Regions from separate parts of the Homo sapiens genome. Here all the other regions are linked to region 1. Evidence: chromatin loops called from intact Hi-C (ENCODE). Cell type or tissue: dorsolateral prefrontal cortex. All regions are shown on one strand.

Region 1 (5,000 bases):
CTCTGCAGCCATAAAAAGGAACAAGATCATGTTCTTTACAAGAACACAGATGGAGCTGGAGGCCATTTGCCTTAGCAAACTAATGCAGGAACAGAAAACCAAATATTGTATGTTCTCACTTATAAGTGGGAGCTACGTGATGAGAACACATGGACACACAGAGGGAAGCAATACACACTGGAGTCTATCAGAGAGTGGAGCCATGGGAGAAGAAAGAGGATCAGGAAAAACAACCAACGGGTACTAGGCTTAATACCTGGGTGATGAAATAATCTGTGCAACAAACCCCCATGACATACGTTTACCTATGTAACAAACCTGCACATGTACCTGGAACTTGAAAATAAAAGTTAAAAAAAAAGAAAACCAGAAAAAAAAGAGAACATTTTTCTCATTCTCATCTCTATCCACATAGCAAACCTCTTTATTATGTGGCAGTTCTATCTCTTTTTTATTTTCTTTTTAATTTTTTTTGAGGCAGAGTCTTGCTCTGTCACCCAGGCTGGAGTGCTCTTGCTCTGTCACCCAGGCTGGAGTGTAGTGGTACGATTTCAGCTCACTACAACCCCCACCTCCCAGGTTCAAGCGATTCTCCTGCCTCAGCCTCCCAAGTAGCTGGGACTACAGGTGCACGCCACCACACCTGGCTAATTTTTTGTTTTTTTTGTATTTTTAGTAGATACAGCGTTTCACCATGTTGGGGCTGGTTTCGAACTCTTGACCTCAGGATCTGCCCAACTCAGCCTCCCAAAGTGCTAAGATCAGTTCTATTTCTTGAAATGAAGGAATATTGATCCTGGCCGTTGAAGTGGACATTGTAGGAATGCAGAGGAGTGGAAACCTCTGCTTCGAGGTGTTTCAGATCTGTTTGGGGATAAGACAAAGACCTGTGTACAGGCAGGAGACAAGGCCAAGTGGTCTCTGAGAGGTTATTATGGGCTGGGCTAAGGTGGCCTTATTTCCAGGAAGGGACTCACTGAGAGATGCAAACATGTTTCTAAAGCTCCAAATGAAACAAAATGTCAATATAAGAAACAGACTGAAATGTGTGACTTTTAAATACAAAAAGCCCCACAAACATTGATGGCTCCTTCAACTTGTTCAAGAAACAAGTCCAGGTAATTTTAAACACAGCTCAGCTCAGTGTGGGCCTGTGTTTTCTCATTCCCTTCCCCCTGTCTGGTGAGAATATTTGTAAAAAGTATATTTTAAGGGCATGAATAATTTAGGCCTGAGCTGAATATTTATTGGAAATTTTCCAGGCTGAAATAACCCTGGGATGTACAACCGGCATTTTTGTGATAGACCCAGAAGCATAATAATAATTTTTATACTGTAACGAGAGAGACTGCATATGTGTGAGAAAGAATGAGTAGTCTGGAATTGGTTTGGAGAGATAAGTAGAGTCTTAAAATACATGCAGACAACTGGGTATGCTCTACAAATTTCAAATGTGTTCCAATAAATTTAAGAATATGCACATTGAAATGGAAAGTTTTAGAAGTTAATTGCGCAGCTTTGTAAAGATCTGGGCGTGCGGCCCAGTTCTGCCACTTACTAGCTGTGCTATCCAGGAAAACTCATTTAGCTTCCCCATGCCTCAGTTTCCTCATCTGTAACGTAGAAGCAATACTTGTACAAACCTCATAGAGAAGTTGTAAGGATAAGAGAAATTAATGTGTGATTAAAACAGAGACCGGCACGTCACACTATATAAGGGCTGATTGCCATTATTATTATTACTATAACTAATTGTGTGGTGGTTAGGTGCTGAGGCCTTAGAGCCAGAGGGTTGGTCTGGGCTCTAACACTGACCTGTTGAGTAGCCTTAAACAAGTAATTTAAATGATCTGTGGCTCTGTATCCTTATCTGCAAAGTAGGTGTAATCATTGTACCTACCTCACCAGATGAATCTGAAATTAAAGAAATTAATACGTATCTTAGAATAGTGCCACGTGCCTTGAAGCGTTCAATTAACGTTAGCCTTTGTTATTTCTAACTATATTTCTGGGCTGCAGATGACATTGTTTGAGCTCAGCATTTCACTCTCCACTTACCTAGTGACTTTCAAGCTTGGGACTGGTGTTGATAATTTAACTATTTTCAGTAGACAGTATATGTCTATACTGACAACTCATTAACTCCATCTACTTGTTTGTTCCAAATGCTATGCTTAAGTCACAGCTTTTAGCTCAATTAAGAGAATATGACATCAACGTGATAGGTTGCACATATTGTGGCAAGCAGGTCGGAGTTTGAATCCCCTTATTTACCAAGCTAATTTACTTAGTCTCAGTGTTTTCATCTGTAAAATGGGCCTGACAGCATCTAACTCACAGTTAGTTATGAGAATTCAAAAATACATTATTTGTAAAGTAGCTTAGGGTATTCTTAGAACGTGGTTTTAAACAAATGCTTCTTGCTAAACAAATGCTCTTTGCTCCCATTCACTGAAAGGCTGTCAACAATTCCTTTTGGAATGCTGCCACACTGGTTCCAGGGAGGAGGTTAAAACTGGAATTTAGTTAGAATTAAGTCACAGAGAGCAAATGCGTCTGAAACCACCCTTAACTTCTGACTCCTAATAATTATGTTGACTTGGCCAGTTGTGGAGCCTTACACCTGTAATCCCAGGGAGGCTGAGGCTGAACTCCCTTGAGCTCAGGAGTTCAAAAACAGCTCTGGCAACATGGAAAAACCCAGTCTCTACAAAAAAAATATAAAAATTAGCAGGACGTGGTGGTGCACACCTGTAGTCCCAGCTACTCAGGAGGCTGAGAAGGGAGGATCACTTGAGCCCTAGGAGGTCGAGGCTGCAGTCACTGCAGTCAGCCGTGATTGCACCACTGCACTCCAGCCTGGGTAAGAAAGTGAGACCCTGTCTCAAAAAAAAAAAAAAAAAAAATTATGCTGATTGCTCCAGGCCCAAAAGTGACGTGCCTTTTTCTCTGCTCTTGTAGCCCGCAGACATGGCCACGCGTTAGGACAGCTGAATGCACAGCGAATGCTATGCTGAAATATGATGTGCTACTGCCATCTAGTGTTCCAAAGAAATACTTCCTTTTCAATTTTGATTCTCAGAAGTTTTTCATTTATCTCTACTTCCACAGCATTTTCGAGCGATTCATTTCCTTGTGGTTCATTTTTTAACCATCTCAACAGATAGATGACTACGCAGAAGTTCAGAGAAGCCAAGTTTCACGAGTGGTTGTTGACAAAACCAATCATTTATTCACACATTTATCAAGCAATTATGTAACACCTGCATTATGACAGGTGCTGGGGGCATAAAGACGAATAAAATCAGGTCCCTTTCCTCAAGGAGCTCACGGCCCAATAGGGACATAAAAGAGATGACTCGGAACAGTGTGATTAGTCCACATGCTTCCAGGGTTTGGGAGCACTGAGGAAGAGCACGTAGTTACATTAGTTTGGAGGAGGTGACAGAGGGCATAGGCCAGGATTCAGGGACGATTTCTTGGGGGATGTGGTCTGAAGCTGATCTTAAAAGACCAGCAGGAAGTAAATAGGGAGGGGACTGGGAGGAAAGGTATTCCATAAATAGCATCAAGAGAAAAGCAAGAATAGCATCGTGTATCTGAGAAGCGAAAACAGTGGGAAGTGTAAGGCAAGCAGAAGTGACAGGTGCAGCTGGAGAGGCAAACAGACACCAGATCATGGGGAAGGGGTGGGTTTCATATGTCACTTTCAGGAAGCTCAGACTTAATCAAAGACGTGATGGAGAACCAGTGAGCGACGCATGGAGTGTCAGGGGCAGATTCACGTTTAGCTGTCCTTTTAGTGATCTTGTAGGAGGTGGGCTTCGGAGAGGGTGGGGGCTCAGTTAGGGGGCAGCTGCAGCAGTAAAACAATGAGCTAGGGGAGGAGCATTGGGATGGAGCAGAGAGCCTGGATGGCAGAAATATTTAGGAGGTAGAGTAGGCGGCTCATTTCTAAATTACTAAATATAGAGTGAGAGATAAAGAGTCAAGGATGGTCTTGGAGTTTTAATGTTGGTGATCAAGATGATGGAGGTGCTGCAGAGGCTACAGAAAGAAGATGCTGGTTTAGAAGAAGAAAGGGCAGTTTGAACTCTGCACTGGTTGAGGTTAAAGTGTTTGAGTGAGGACCCGGGTGGTGCCATCTGGCTGGAAGTTGGATATAAAACTTTGAAGCATAAAGGAAAGGTGTGAGCTAAAGGTATATATTTGCAAGCCATGAGTACACAGGCAGGGGTTGAAATCACAAAAGTTGATGATGTAACACAAAGAACATGTTTAGAAGGACAAGCAGAATGGTGAAAATGTTTAGAAGGAATTCTAGAGAATACAATACTGGCAGGTGGCGAGGGCAGAGAGAGACTAGCGTGTTAAGGAGAAAGGGAAGGGATGGAGAACCAGCAAGAAAGGAAAAAAAAAATCCCTGGCAGCGGCTAGTTGGCTTGGGAAACTGTAGCTAGGCTATAAGAATCCTATGCTGAACATAAATAGTTTCACACAATAGCAGCATTAGACAGGGTCACTCTGTAATTGTGATGGAGCAAGACAAAAAGTAGACCACTCCCTAATCAGATCTCAACATGGGAAAAACAAAACACCATGGACCCACAAAACAAGATACCCCTCTTCCAGGCATGAGAGATCTCAGAATAAAACATCCACCTCTTGAGCCCTCACCAAGATCACCTAACATCAGCCTCAATCTCACCCCTCCTGTGTGAGGAGACATCCTAACCAAGACATCCCCAGAGTTCCCCATGGTGTGCAACCTCCCTTGCTGCAGCAAGTTAATGAGTTTAATTTTATTTGACTATTGGTGTGTTCTGGGTGGTCTTTGATCAATGGGATTTAATATTTTTATAGGTTCCAAGAGAGCCGAATTTTGTGGAGGAAGACATCAGATTGTCTAGTACAACAAAGAGAAAAGTGATATCCATTGAGTTTTGCAAATCTGAACTAACCAGTGACCTTTGTGATAGCAGGTTCAGTAGAATATGGGG
Region 2 (5,000 bases), 170 kb before region 1:
ACAAAATGATGTTTTGGTCAACCATGAACTGCATATAAGACATTGGTCCCATAAGATTATAATAGCATACTTTTATTGCACCTTTTCTATGTTTAGATACACAAATACTACTCTGTTATGACAGCTGCTTACAGTATTCAATACACACGGTGCAGGTATGTAGCCTTGGAGCAATAGGCTATACCATCTAGCCTAGGTGTGTAAGTACACTCTATGATGGTCACATAATGACAAAATTGCCTAACAATGCATTTCTCAGAACATGTTCCTGTCCTTGCTAAAGGATGCATGACCATGTTTAAAGTAGGTAAATGGTTCAAGGCCATGAGGCTGATGACAGAAATAATTAGTATTCATATCTTCTGACTCCCATCCAGGCCTCTCTATACCATTCCAGCTCTATACTGGATCCTCAGTTATCCTGTTTAAGTTTTTGTTGAAACAAATTCTTTTCTACAGAATTAGCTCAACAAACCACTCTTTAACGTTATGGCGAGGAAAGGACTGGAGTTGGGTTGAGAAGGCTAAGCTTTAGTCTTGGCTCTGAATTAAGCAGCCTTGTAGCCCTGAGTCAGGCTCGCCAAGGCCCCAAGTTCCTCAGTATAAAGGAAGTAATCACTGGAAAAGTGACTATGGAGTTGAAATATACATACTTGGATGCAACTAACATAGCTGAATGCAACACAGGGAGGGGATGAGAAAGGAGGGTAGTTGTGGGTTTTTTGTTTGTTTTTGTTTGTTTGTTTTTGAGACGGGGTCTCACTCTGTCACCCAGGCTGGGGTACAGTGGCACAATCTCAGCTCACTGCAACTTCCACCTCCCAGGTTCAAGCGATTCTCATACCTCAGCCTCCTGGATAGCTGGGATTACAGGTATGTGCCACCACACCTAGCTAATTTTTGTATTTTTAATAGAGACGGGGTTTCACCACGAAGGCCAAGCTGGCCTCTAACTCCTGACCTTAAGTGATCCTCCCGCCTCTGCCTTCCAAAGTGCTGGGGTTACAGGTGTGAGCCACTGCCTGTAATTATTAGTATTAATTCCGAGTTTAGGACTTCACCCTCACCCCAAGAGGATGAGACTTATTTGCATGGTGTTCCACTGTATCTTTGATTCTTACAGAAATTACAAAAAGCCTGGAGACTCCTCAGCAACTATCAGAACCAAAACAGGGACGAAATCTATATGGCTGCTAAGGTGGAAACAGACTGGTTTCTCTGAAATTAATTTGACGTCTGGTCAAATGGCCTAATGATATTTGCCAGAAATTTTCATTTATCAAAGTATAATGAATGTTTTCTATGTGCTAGGTAAAGGTCTGATGAATTCAAGTAATGCAAAGCTTATTTCTGTGCTAAAATTCCACAGTTCTATACAATACTCTGACATGACATCAGGAATGGCCACAGTTAGTACAGCGCTGATCATCAGATTGCTGGCACTGCTTCTCCTCATACATAATGAAAAGATCAAATAGAAGTCTCCAAACTCTAGGTTAACTGCTGCTCTGATTCACTTGTCACTTCATACCTGGAATTTAGAATCACAAAGAATCATAGATCCTTATTTTGTTGAATTCTTATGAAAAGCCCTTTTCTATCATTAAAGTTAAATAACTTTCCTATGGACATAGCAATTGAGCTTACTGTTCCATTAATAACAGCGATGGCTAATTAACAGTGATGACTGATGAATATGGGAACTGCGAATAGTCTGTTACTTATTCATTTTACATGTACTGAATGACTCCTTTTATTAAGGTCCGGGCAAGAGAGTCACAGAGATTACTTTTGGCAGAAACTATGGTCTTCTCAAATGAAAGCTGGAATGTTTAGGGTCCTCAACCAAATTCTCAGACTTATAAGCTCTGGGCAGTACCTGCCATCCCTACTGAAAGGAGTTTGTGAAAACAAACGGAAATCAAGCATTGCTTTAGGTAAACTAAATAAATGGCTCTCATACATTTGAATGATTACTTTTCTTTTCTTTTTTTTTTTTAAAAAGACAGAGTCTCGCTCTGTTGCTCAGGCTGAAGTGCAGTGACGCGATCTCAGCTCACTGCAACCTCTGTCTCCCAGGTTCAAGGGGTTCTTCCACCTTAGCCTCCCAAGTAGCTGGGACTACAAGTGCTGGTCAACATGCTCAGCTAATTTTTGTATTTTTTTTGTAGAGATGGGGTTTCACCATGTTGGCCAGGCTGGTCTTGAACTCCTGACCTCAAGTGATCCACCCGCCTCGGCCTCCCAAAGTCCTAGGATTATTGGCGTGAGCCACTGTGCTCGGCCTGAATGCTTATTTTTCAAATGGATGTAAATGTTATAATGATTAACAAAATACAAATTGATCACCTCTCCAGTGATCCTGATCCCCAAGTTTGAGACCCAATCTTACTTTCCCCAGTTCCATCCTAGTTCTTGAAGCAAGACTCCAAATGCCAATCAATGATGAGGACTCTGCCACCCATGGACAGACCTCACTGTATGTTCTGACCTTCTGCCTGATTCCTAAATAGTGCCTCGCCCCGAATTCTACATGGCTGGGTTCCACCTGCCAGTTTATTCTGACACCTTGTAAGAGCCCCCAGTGCCAACCATAGGCAACATAACATGCCCTTTGGACAACAGATTCTGTGCCCCAGTTGGACTGTCTTGCCCAGCCCTGTGCTGTTCCTGCTGGGCACAGAGCAATGCCGAGCTGTGTGAGGATACAGACACTCCAGAGAGGGCAGGGCCTTGCTCTGCACCTCCTTCTGCTGGAGCCAGGAGAGGATAACTGCAATCAGAAACCAGTCTGGGGAGGGTGGGTGCGGCGGCTCACGCCTGTAATCTCAGCACTTTGGGAGGCTGAGGCAGGCAGATCACCTGAGGTCAGGAGTTCAAGGCCAGCCTGGCCAACATGGTGAAACCCCATCTATACTCAAAATACAAAAATTAGCCGGGCATGGTGGTGGGCACCTGTAATTCCAGCTGCTCTGGAGGCTGAGGCAGAAGAATCGCTCGAACCTGGGAGGTGGAGGTTGCAGTGAGCTGAGATCACGCCACTGTACTCCAGCCTGGGGGACAGAGCTAGACTCTTAAGAAAACAACCAAACAAAAAAACCAACCAACCAACCAAACAAAAAACCCAGTCTGGGGACTCAGAGCCAATCCAGGGCAAGGCTGGAGCTCTAACTTACTAAGGCAAGCGATGACCAGACTAAACTTTTGCAGACTCCCCAATCTTTGGCATTATGGCCGAGCCACAATAAGCCATGAAAAGTGGCTTTTGCCAAAAAATACTGCACCACAACAATATGGCATACTGCTCTCTACACTCTCATGTGAAATTTCTAATAGTTAAATAGGATTTTAAAAGTTCTTGTGGTCCATATACACCACGGAACACTACACAACCATAAAAAAGAACAAAATCATGTCCTTTGTTGCAACATGGACATAGCTGAAGGCTATTATCCCAAACGAGTTAATGCAGGAACAGAAAACCAAATGCCATATGTTCTCACTTGTAAGCGGGAGCTAAACACTGGGTACTCATGGACGTCCAGACGGTAACAACAGATACTGGGGACTGCAAGGCAGGAGAGGGAGGGAAGGTAAAGGGTTGAAAACTGTTGGCTACTATACTCAGTACCCGGGTGATGGGATCAGTTGACCCCAAACCTCAGCATCATGCAATATGCCCAGGTAACAAACCTGCACATGTACCCCTTTAGTCTAAAGTAATAGTTGAAATTATATATAGAGAGAGAACTATCACATGAGACTCTGCAAAAGGCACCAACTTGTTCACAAGCCATTGCAACTCACAAGCCATTGCAACCTTACACAAAATAGTACTCCTGTGAGGACATCTGCCCAGCCCCTGCTTGCCTGTCTAACTTAAACTGGCACCGCCCTTGTTACTGATCCTTTACTCAAGGATCATTGTCTCAAAACAATGATGAAATCCTCCTCATTTTTCCTTTAAACACCTTTGTCATCCTTTACCTCCCTGTATACGCACATAGTTTACTATGGCGGGCATATTCCCATTGCAATGTCTATTCCTGAATAAATATTTTCTTAAAAAAGATAAAAGCTCTGGACACTGAAGACAAGGATGCTGGTAAGTATTTGGCATTATTATTAATTCTGGTACAGCTGGGAAGGGAAGGGAGGGCCTCTGATATGGATAAACGGAAGGAAACCAACTTTTTGTTTTGAGACAGGGTCTTGCTCCTGTTGCCCAGGCTGGAGTACAGTGGTGTAATCTCGGTTCACTGCAACCTCTGCCTCCCGGGTTCAAATGATTCTTCTGCCTTAGCCTCCCAAGTAGCTGGGATTACAGGCACCTGCCACCATGCCCAGCTAATTTTTGTATTTTTAGTAGAGACGGAGTTTTGCCATGTTGGCCAGGCTGGTCTCGAACTCCTGACCTCAGGTGATCCACCCACCTCAGCCTCCCAAAGTGCTAGGATTATAGGCATGAGCCACGGCACTTGGCCAGGAAGCCAACTTTAAAATCAGTCATTTTACATTTATTGGTAAACCCCAAGAACACTGAATGATATGGGCAACTATTAGCATGTGAGAACTTCCAGGAATAATCCTAGGCCTACACATCCTATAGATATGGCCTACGGTTTTACACCAACAGACAAAGGTGCTAAGTTAGTCCTCATCTAATGGGGCACAGTGAACCCTACAGACTCCCACATGGAAAAGGGACAGAAAACTCCTGTGAAGTGAACTCATGACACTTCCCTGGAACTGTCACCATTGCCAGGGAAGCTTTGTGGGTGCTGTTTCAAAGTCTGCTCCAAGCACCAACACTTCTCTGAAAGAGGCTTTAAAGCGTGAGCCGTCCCACCCTACCACGTGCCCCAAGGCCTTGCAACGAACCACTGACCGGTCAGCATTGTGATGAGGGGAAGGCTGTTATCTTCTGGGCTGCCCCAATAGCCAGCCTCTCCAAGCATGTTCCTGTCGAGCACCTGATGGTAGAGCTCCTCAATCCAGGC
Region 3 (5,000 bases), 95 kb before region 1:
CAAAGTCAGGTTACCATCAAGTTTTATTTGATGTTAATAACAACATTACCCAAAGTATAGTTATCTTGTCATTAATTTTCTAGCAGCTTGGCCAAAATGTTTATCAAAAAGTATACTTCAAAAAATTAACTTCAGGCTAGGTTTGTTGTGAACTGAAATATTTTTCCCCAATCCTAATATTTAAATAGTTAAAAATAATGGTATGTTTCCTATCATCTCCCCATCACCCCTCCCTTCTAAGCACCCCAGTCTCCAGCAATCATTATCTTACTCTCTACTTCCGTGAGATCAACTTTTTTCGATTCCACATGTGAGTGAAATCATGGTATTTGTCTTTCTGTGCCTGGTTTATTTTATTTAACATAATATCTTTTGGGTTCATCCACAGTTATAGTTAAGTTGGAGGAATAAATTTTAGGAGCTCTACTGTATAGCAAGATGACTATATTTAGTGACAATATTTTTTTTTTTGAGACAGGGTCTTACTCTGCTGGCTACAGAGCAGTGGTACGATCTCGGCTCACGGCAACATCTGCCTCCTAGGTTCAAGCAATTTTCCAGCCTCAGCAACCCAAGCAGCTGGCACTACAGGCTCACACCACCAATGCCCTGCTAAATTTTTTTTTTTTTTTTTTTGAGATGGAGTCTCGCTCTGTCGCCCAGGCTGGAGTGCAGTGGCACGATCTCAGCTCACTATAAGCTCTGCCTCCCGGATTCATGCCATTCTCCTGCCTCAGCCTCCTGAGTAGCTGGGACCACAGGCACCCGCCACCATGCCCGGCTAATTTTTTGTATTTTTAGTAGAGAAGGGGTTTCACCATGTTAGCCAGGATGGTCTCAATCTCCTGACCTCGTGAGCCCCCCACCTCGACCTCCCAAAGTGCTGGGATTACAGGCGTGCGGTATTTTTTTAATTATACTTTAAGTTCTAGGGTACACGTACACAATTGAAGGTTTCTTACATAGGTATACATGTGCCATGTTGGTTTGCTGCACCCATCAACTCATCATTTACATTAGTTATTTCTCCTAATGCTATCCCTCCCCACAACAGGCCCTGGTGTGTGATGTTCCCCGCCTTGTGTCCAAGTGTTCTCATTGTTCAATTCCCACCTATAAGTGAGAACATGTGGTGTTTGGTTTTCTGTCCTTGTGATAGTTTGCTGAGAATGATGGTTTTCAGCTTCATCCATGTCCCTGCAAAGGACATGAACTCATCCTTTTTTATGGCTGCATAGTATTCCATAGTGTATATGTGCCATATTTTCTTAATCCAGTCTATCATTGATGGACATATGGGTTGGTTCCAAGTCTTTGCTATTGTGAATAGTGCCGCAATAAACATATGTGTGCATGTGTCTTTATAGTAGCATGATTTATAATCCTTTGGGTATATATCCAGTAATGGGATAATGGGATAGCTGGGTCAAATGGTATTTCTGGTTCTAGGTCCTTGAGGAATTGCCACACTGTCTTCCACAATGGTTGAACTAATTTACACTCCCACCAACAGTGTAAAAGCGTTCCTATTTCTCTACATTAACTTTTTTTATTTTTTTGTAGAGATGTGGTTTCGCCATGTTGCCCAGGCTGGTCTCAAACTTCTGGGCTCAAGCCATCCCCCTGCCTTGGCCTCCCAAATTGCGGGGATTACAGGCATGAGTCAAATGCCCAGCTGACAATATATTCTTGAAAAATGTAAACAGTGGCTATTATGTGCTGTCACCACAAAAGTGATAACTATGTGACATAATGCATTTGTTAATTAGCTAGATTTAAGCATTCCACAATGTATACAGACTTCAAAATCATGTTGTACATGATAAAGCATACTATGTTATCTGTCAATTAAAAAAATAATAGCATGTAACAAAGGCCCTTATCTTTTTAAGCATTTTGGAAATCTCATTGTAAAGACTGACAGATTCATTGTTTTTCTTTTTTCTGACAGTGTCTGACTTTCCTCCCAGACATTAACTAAAAGTATCAAGGTTTATAATGGTGTCATTGGAGAGTCCATTAAGAGGCTTTCCACGATTTCTGGTGGAGTTAACCTGTGTCAACTCCTATCTTCGGCAAGGCTAGCAGAAGGCACTGCTGGGCGGGATGGAATCAGAAAGCAAGTACAAGTTTTCAAAATAGGTGCGACTGTTGACATAACCATTAAACGTTCTGCTTGTGCATAGCTCCTAGAAGAATGGGTACTTCCTCATTTTAATTTTTAATACAAATTTCTGTATTCCACAAAAACTATTCCTGGGAGAATTTCCAGAATAATATGTAATCTGACTTGCATCTCTTAGTATGACACCAAAGCTCACTCTCCAGTATTTGGAGCCCTAATAGAAGAAGAAAGATTCACAGGTTGCACTTTGAAGTTACAAAAGTGATTAGCGTGGCAGTTGGTCTTGCCTCTTTTTCAGGAGTGGCACAGATACAGTGGAGAAGTCAAACAAAGCTAGAAGGGGTCACTCTGTGGTTCCTAAGAATGCACAGCTGCCAAACTGAAAGGATAAGGCAAAACTGTACATCCCAGAATCAAAGAGAGTTAAAGATGAATGAGATCCTAAAGATCAGCTAGCTCAGGCATCATCATGTTCATTGTGTTTAAGAATCAGTTGGGATGCTAGTGAAAGCTGCACATTCCTACTCCCATCCGCTGAGATTCTGATTCAGCAGCAGGAGGCAGTAGTGGTACAAGTAGTGATATATAACATTTCTAAAGCACTAGCTTTGTGCCAGATACTGTGCTATGTTCTTTACAAATGTCACCTTATTTAATTCTCAAAACAATCCTATTGGGTGGGTCCTACTATTGCCCCCATTTTACACACAAGGAAATCAAGGTAGAGTGACTGAGGCATCTGTCCAAGGACATTCTGCTAGGAAGTGGAAGAATAAGAATTGAAACCCAGACAGGCTGGCTTCAGAGTTTGAGCTCTTAATCATCACCTGAACTACCCACCAACAGGGTTAGGGTGAGGCCCAGGACATCAAGAGAATGTCATGACTGCAGTCAATCTTTTCTGAATGGAGAAACTGAAACCAGGAGAAGTGTAGTCTCTTATCCAAGACAAAAATCCTTCAGTGCATTTCCAGGAAGAAATCCACCATGGGATGACACCAACTATTCCTGAATATTTCTCAACATATGTTCCCCGAGAGAGGAAAAGGACAGAATACATTATTAAAAGCTTTCTTGTTGGTTCCTGCTGTGTTACCATGACCAAGGTGCTGTTACGGGGCAGAGTTTCTGTCCTTTCTGCCCAACTCACCATTCACTCAGAGAATATGACACACTCTGGTCAGCATAACGGACCCCCAATCATGGTGATTCTTAAAAGAAAGGGAAAGCAGGAGGGAGAGATGCTATCCCTAAAAGGAAGGCGGTACTTGGAATGAAAGAGGTAAGTTTCATATAATTTGAAGGAGAAAAAAAAAAAGATGTGTATTCTGACATGCCTCCCAACTGTGGTCTTTCTGTCCCTAAACTGACCATTCTGAAATCTCAGTATATATCAAAACATTATTATTATTGCTTTGTTTTAACATATGCGAGCAGGCAGAATACCCAGAATAATCAGATCTACCCCACGCTGGAACTACTCACATACATTCTCTTAAAAGATTACAAATACACTTTCTAATGGCCTTTAATGCAGAACAAGGCCAAATATCTCAAGGATTGATTGAAATTGTCCCTTTTGATGTTAAACCATCAGGGTAATTTAGGGGGACCATGAGCAAGAATAACAAGCATCCGTTCCAAATGAAGATGAGCTAGCATGACCACAACGCAGAGGCATTTTCAGATAACAAGTGCAGGGGATCAGGATGTGTTCCTGTCCCAGTGACGCACACTCTTGGCCACGTCAAACCAACCTTCATCACTTCCACCTGCAGGTCCTCGTTGAGCGAAGGCGTCACTTTCACGGCATTCAGTATCTGATTGAGCAGCTGCTTCTCATCAGAATCTGTTTCCATGGATACAAACCTCTCTTCCGACAGAAGCTTCTGTAAAGAGGCACAAGGCAGTGATCACAGATAGGCTCTCCCCTGCTGCCTTATTTGGTTGTATCTTATTATGGATTGATGATCAGTTTTCTTACTGGGGAGGCGTGTAGCTGGAGGCCATTAAGAAAGAACTTACGCTATGTGCCGTTAAAAAGAAAAATGCGGCCAGGGCAGTGGCTCATGCCTGTAATCCCAGCACTTTGGGAGGCTGAGGTGGGCGGGTCATGAGGTCAGGGGTTGGAGATCAGCCTGGCCAACATGGTGAAACTCCGTTTCTACTAAAAACACAAAAATTAGCCAGGCGTGGTGGCGGGTGCCTGCAATCCCAGCTACTCGGGAGGCTGAGGCAGGAGAATTGCTTGAACCCGGGAGGCGGAGGTTGCAGTGAGCCAAGATCACACCACTGCACTCCAGCCTGGGAGACAGAGCAAGACTCTGTCTCTAAAGAAAATAAAACTGCATGCAACCTTGAATAAACCGTTTTTGGCAAAGACCTTTTCCTGCTATTGGATTATTCATTCTAAGTTCCATCAAGTGAAACCCTAATGTGCCGGCCATACAAAGTATTTAGGTGGTGGGAATGGAGAATGATCGTGCTAAGAGGAAGCTAGCCCTACCCACTAGTCACACACACACATATGCTTTCTAAATGTGGCTTCGTCACAGGAAAGAAGGTCTTGTAGACAAGATCATTTTTCAGGTTTTTATCTTTTTACTTCCTAATGTGAGCTGTCATTTATCCAGGAATTATTTAGGAATCCAGAAATCTTCATGTATGTCCCCATCAGAAAATGCATCCCCCCCAAAACCTCAACAAGAAGACATTCATTGTTATGAGGACTTCCAGGAGTCTACCTCACAGGATAGGCTTTTTCTATCTCTTTCTCATTTTCATAAAATTCTTTTTCAGATTGTACCAAAATCCACCTGCCCACAACTTCTACTCCTTCATCTTCCCCCAGAGACAAACAGATTAAGCTTCTAAA

The links. A loop is a pair of places that touch in the nucleus more often than their neighbours do. Peaks named below come from ENCODE experiments on the same cell type or tissue, not always from the same donor. Only the 100,000 strongest peaks of a DNase experiment are listed, where the experiment ranks them.
Region 2: it touches region 1 in a loop (5-fold over the local background); 89 of 110 quality-filtered maps call a loop at or near these places.
Region 3: it touches region 1 in a loop (7-fold over the local background); 10 of 110 quality-filtered maps call a loop at or near these places.

What each region holds. Positions count from the first base shown.
Region 1 is chr6:138,114,088-138,119,087 of GRCh38, reverse strand. No RefSeq gene overlaps it. Among named protein-coding and RNA genes, the nearest start is that of PERP, 9.2 kb to the right of the region's middle. In dorsolateral prefrontal cortex, CTCF peaks have their summits at 2,832 and 3,033 (motif pointing left); a DNase peak (open chromatin) is centred at 2,967.
Region 2 is chr6:138,280,053-138,285,052 of GRCh38, reverse strand. ARFGEF3 (ARFGEF family member 3) reads right to left here. Exons shown (of 34, transcript NM_020340.5): 14 at 4,889-5,000. Among named protein-coding and RNA genes, the nearest start is that of PBOV1, 64 kb to the right of the region's middle. In dorsolateral prefrontal cortex, no CTCF peak of the experiment used is centred here; no DNase peak of the experiment used is centred here; H3K27ac peaks cover 982 bases.
Region 3 is chr6:138,208,924-138,213,923 of GRCh38, reverse strand. ARFGEF3 (ARFGEF family member 3) reads right to left here. Exons shown (of 34, transcript NM_020340.5): 4 at 3,883-4,014. Among named protein-coding and RNA genes, the nearest start is that of PBOV1, 7.1 kb to the left of the region's middle. In dorsolateral prefrontal cortex, CTCF peaks have their summits at 2,466 and 2,674 (motif pointing right); a DNase peak (open chromatin) is centred at 3,893; H3K27ac peaks cover 2,874 bases.